2 separate regions of the Homo sapiens genome follow, and region 1 is linked to region 2. Evidence: read pairs that join two places in POLR2A ChIA-PET (ENCODE). Cell type or tissue: OCI-LY7. All regions are shown on one strand. Region 1 overlaps KIF21B (kinesin family member 21B). Region 2 overlaps CAMSAP2 (calmodulin regulated spectrin associated protein family member 2).

Region 1 (2,500 bases), 270 kb before region 2:
CCCCACCTTGTGGCCTCCCCAGCTAGATGGAATCTGGCCCATCTGTCCCTGAACCCAGGCTAGTCGGCTTTGCACCAAGGGATTCCCAGGCTGGCCTCTCCAGCCTGCCCTGTGATCCCTTTATCCATTAATCCCCTTGTACTGTAAAGATTCTCAGCTTCCTGGGCTGGACTAGAACTGGCAGTCACCTGGGGGAGGAGGTGTGTAGCAAGGCTAGAGAGAGGTGGGGCGGAGCTGTGACCTGCCCCAGGCTGCAGAGATATAGGCCTGACAAATGGGGCGAGAAAGGGGTAGCTGTTAAGAAATGCAAGTTGGCAAAGTTGAAATTGGGGAAGGAAGCTAAGTCACATGGCAAATTTGTTTAAGACCCTTTCAAGTCCCCAGCTCTGAGCCCCCACCATGAGGGGAGACCTCAGTGTTGCCTAGCCCCCTCCCCTCTTATCTCTGCCTGGCTTCCCTAAGCTTCCTTCCTTTAGTCTGCTTGGCGGTGCTTGGCCAGCCCAGCATCCATCTGTTGATACTACAGGGTTAAGTAGGGGATAGGTAGGGGTTTGGGGGGGATCCAAGGGACCCAAGGGACAATGTTAGATTGCACCCCAGCCCTCTCCCATTTGGGTTCTCTAGCTGCAGTTATTTCCCTAGTTCTAGGCTACTCTGAAATCTTGGTCAATGACTGTCTGAATTTTGAACCAAGAGCAGTGGTGGCTTGGGAGAGAAAGACTGAAGAAGACAGAAGAAACTGTGGGGGAATGGGTATTTGGGGTGCCTTCCGAGTCCCAAAGCCAGTCAATGCCAATCAATGCCACCTGTGTCCAGTTTACAGATCTCAGAAACTGAGGCCCATACAGGGCCTCATGTGGGCTGTGTGGAGACCTGAGAATCTTGGTGGTGGCCTCCTGCTGCAGAAATAGGGTTTATGTCATCATAAGGAAGTGGAGTGTAGTAACCACAGGCCCCGGAAACCTCCCCCTCCACCACCCAGCCTGCCTGCCTGATTGGATCTCAGCTTTTGAAAACCTCCAAGTGGAGGTGAGGCGGGGCCCAGGCCTGGGCCAGGGAGGTGGCAGAGGTGATATGTGCCTGGCATGCTTATTTTTGCAACCCTGGGGGCAAAGGGCAGGGCAGGAACTGATGCAATTCATCCACTGGCTTCGTCATGGGGCACCTTCCCTGTTTGTCTTTTGTGGGCCTCAGTTTTACCCACTGGAAAATGGGAACTGCTGTGTTCTGGTTTGTTCATTTGTGAAGAGCAGTGGCTTGGAGGAAGACGGACATAAAATCTTTGGAGGGAACAAAATGCAGAGTAGATTCCTGAGGAATTGAATATAAATAAAATGTTTTTTTAAAAAAAATGGGTCCTAGGCCAGGCGCAGTGGCTCATGACTGTGATCCCAGCACTTTGGGAGGCTGAGGCAGGTGGATCACAAGGTCAGGAGTTCAAGACCAGCCTGACCAATATGGTGAAGCTCCATCTCTACTAAAAATACAAAAATTAGACGGACATGGTGGCGCATGCCTGTAGTCCCAGCTACTCAGGAGGCTGAGACAGGAGAATCACTTGAACCTGGGAGGCGGAGGTTGCAGTGAGCTGAGATCGCACCACTGCACTCCAGCCTGGGTGACTAAGCAAGAATCTTTCTCAAAAATAAAATAAAATAAAATGGGCCCTAATGTAAGTGTACCTAAGAGATGTCTCTGTAGTTTAAGCTTTAGTGAACTATTTAGTAAATTGAATTCACCTCCAGTCCTTTGATTAATATATTAATTTAGAGCAGAATGCATGGTGTGGTGGAGAGGAGTATGAACCAGGAGGTGGCTAAGCACTATAATGTATTGAACACTTACTCTGTGCCTACAGCATCCCATTCAGCTGGCTAGGTGATTGATGTTATTCCCATCATATAGATGCACAAACACAGGTGGCAAATGGAGGAGGCTGGATTTGAACCCAGGGTATTCTCAGTTGTGAACACATGCTCTTCATGCAACTCTAAGCTGCCTCCTAATTGAGGTGCTAATTAGCTGTGTTCTTGAAGTCTCTATGCCTCAGTTTCTTCAAATGCTTTACTACACACAGTGGCCGTGAACATGAATGTGGGAAAGTGAAAATGGAAAGGCACATGGTGCTGTGCAGATGTGTGGCAGGGCTGAGGCTGTCCAGATTCTCCTGTATGGGATTGCTTAGCAGCATGGGGCTGCCTGGCACCACCATGGTCCTAGCTCCTAAATCCGTGCTGTCATCGTTTGTGTTTGGGGAGCTTCTCCAGCCACATTCTCCCTTTCTTAGATCACTGCAGCCATCCCTGGCATGTGTCTTCCTGCCTGAATTCCACCTTGGCACTCTCTCAGGAAGGATATTCTGGGGGCAGCCAAGTCTTTTGCTGGCCCCCCACCTCACACACACCAAAGGGCGGAACCCCATGTGTGCTAGGTCTCCTAGCCTTTCATTTTACCCTCTAGAAAGTATTGAGAACATTGAGGAGGAAAGCAATGTCTTCTG
Region 2 (2,500 bases):
GTGGAAAAATAATTTTATAATGGAGAAAACTACAGATACCACTTTGACCAGGTGATCAAAGTTAACATCACCTATACTGGAACAAACATTATGTGTCCCCTGATATGATTTACTGAGACTACAACATCTCTTCTGCAGTAGTCTACCAGGCTTCTATAACTTGAACCTTATCAAACTTGAATAAAGAAACCTTAAACAAATCCAAATTTAGAGACATTCTATAAAATAACAGGCATATTGTTCTTATAAGATTAAACAGTACATTTTAATAAAGGAAAAAAATCAACATAATGCTCAGACATTTTGCAGGTACTGGGAAGGAAGACTTCCCACGCCTCCCCTGCCTTCCTGGCATCACTGTGTATGAAGGAGTATGTCAAGCTGTTCTGATCTTGGAAGAAATGGGGGTAAGGAGACTTTCATCTGTCTGAATATCTTTGCTCTGGGGCTGCCTGGCTGCCACGTGATTTGTCTCTGGGTACCTCTCAGGCACCCTTGCCCAAGTCTTCTGTGGAATGCAGGGATGGTACTGTGCAGAGAGGCAACACGGCACATCTGCTGACAGAGAGACAACTGGTGGTCGTGGTAGTGGCAGTGACAAGCAAGAGGAGTACAGAGTGGGTCTGCCAGAGGGGAGCAGGGAAGAGTGAATGGAAGAGAGGGAAGAAGGGAAGTACGAAAGAGGGAAGAAAGCCAAAAGATAGGGTGCACCAGAGGGCAGAAGTAGTAGGGGTTTAGGAGATGGTCTCCAGTTCCTGGGTCTCCATCAGCTCTTGTTTGAGGGCAGGACTCTGTGTAATTTGTTTTTTTCCTACTGTCTAGGTATTCCTATCAATACCAGCACCCATGTAAGGATCTCATCATTGTCCCAGTCATTTGAACCAAGGGTGGAGGGGGACATCTGCTAAACCAGGGCCCAGCACTCCAGAGTAAAGAGGAACACAAAGAAGGAGGCACCCAGTCAGCTCCTGCAGAGAACTGGCTGCTTGTACCAGACACACAGGCAAAAGTTTGGCAAGAGCTAAGACAATGCCTAAGGAAGGGGCTTGATATCCAGCCAGCACACAGCTAAGGGTGCTCTATCTTTTTTTTTTTTTTTTTTTGAGATGGAGTTTTGCCTCTGTTGCCCAGGCTGGAGTGCAGTGGCACAATCCCAGCTCACTAAAACCTCTGCCTCCCAGGTTCAAGCAATTCTCCTGCCTCGGCCTACCGAGTAGCTGGAACCACAAGCACGGACCAAGTAACTGGAACTACAGGCACACACCACTTAGTAGAGATGGGTTTTCACCTTGTTTGCCAGGGTGGTCTCAAACTCCTGACCTCAAGTGATCCGCCCACCTCAATCTTCCAAAGTGCTGGGATTACAGGGGTGAGCCACCACACCCAGGCTGGTGCTCTATCTTCAGAAGTGTTAATATCATTAAAGACAAAGGCAGACTGAAGAACTATTCCAGGTTAAAGGAGACTTAAGAGACATGACAACTAGGCCAGGCACGGTGGCTCACGCCTGTAATCCCAGCACTTTGAGAGGCCGAGGCGGGTGGATCACAAGGTCAGGAGATCGAGACCATCCTGGCTAACACGGCAAAACCCCGTCTCTACTATAAAATACAAAAAATTAGCCGTGCGTGGTGGCGGGCACCTGTAGTCCCAGCTACTTGGGAGGCTGAGGCAGGAGAATGTGTGAACCTGGGAGGTGGAGCTTGCAGTGAGCTGAGATGGCGCCACTGCACTCCAGCCTGGGCGACAGAGCGAGACTCCATCTCAGCAAAAAAAAAAAAAGGAGACATGACAACTAAATGCAAAGCATGATCCTGAATTGGGAAATAAAATAGCAATAATGAAAATCAACATAATTGGCAAATCTGAATACGGGCTGTGAATCAGATAAGAGTATCACGTCAAGGTTAAATTTCCCAATTTTTTTTCTTATGAATTATGAATTTTACTAAGTGATTACACAAAGACATATAAGAGTGTTAATTGTAGTGCTGCTTATTGTAGCAAAATATTAGAAACCATCTATATATATTAAAATAAGAACCAGGTTAATAATTTACAGTATAGATACATTAAGCAATATTATATGCTCAGTAAAGTTACATATCACAGAAGGAATCTATATTTACCTGAAGAAACTGTGCTCAAAATGTTAAAAATCAGATTAAAAATAATATAATTCTTTTGTAAATAATAATTATGTGTACACATGTAGAGAAAGAACTCTATGGTCATTTTTAATGCTTTTTTTCCCCCAACGGTCATGCATTAATGTTTAATTTAAAGTGAAAGATAAAATTAAAAAAATACATTTGGATTTGTAGCCCAGACCTCCCCTTTGAGCCACAGATTATGTTTGTGATATCTTCCCTTGTATGCTTTACAGGCATTTCCAAGTTAATGTGGCCCATGTTGCACACAATAAGTCTGCCCCAATCCAGTGCTTCCACGTCAGTAAACCACAACTCTGCTATTTCCAAATGAGTCAACTGAGGCTCAG

What was found. ChIA-PET counts read pairs that join two places held together with the same protein. Peaks named below come from ENCODE experiments on the same cell type or tissue, not always from the same donor. Only the 100,000 strongest peaks of a DNase experiment are listed, where the experiment ranks them.
Region 1: POLR2A ChIA-PET joins it to region 2 with 14 read pairs; 2 of 35 experiments call an interaction of 5 or more read pairs at or near these places.

Annotation. Positions count from the first base shown.
Region 1 is chr1:201,018,094-201,020,593 of GRCh38, reverse strand. The region is part of intron 1 of KIF21B (kinesin family member 21B); the gene reads left to right. Among named protein-coding and RNA genes, the nearest start is that of KIF21B, 4.4 kb to the left of the region's middle. RefSeq lists enhancers at 654-753, 859-1,153. In OCI-LY7, no CTCF peak of the experiment used is centred here; DNase peaks (open chromatin) are centred at 293 and 993; H3K4me3 peaks cover 1,513 bases; H3K27ac peaks cover 2,500 bases.
Region 2 is chr1:200,751,902-200,754,401 of GRCh38, reverse strand. All of the region lies in intron 1 of CAMSAP2 (calmodulin regulated spectrin associated protein family member 2), which reads right to left. Among named protein-coding and RNA genes, the nearest start is that of CAMSAP2, 14 kb to the right of the region's middle. In OCI-LY7, no CTCF peak of the experiment used is centred here; no DNase peak of the experiment used is centred here.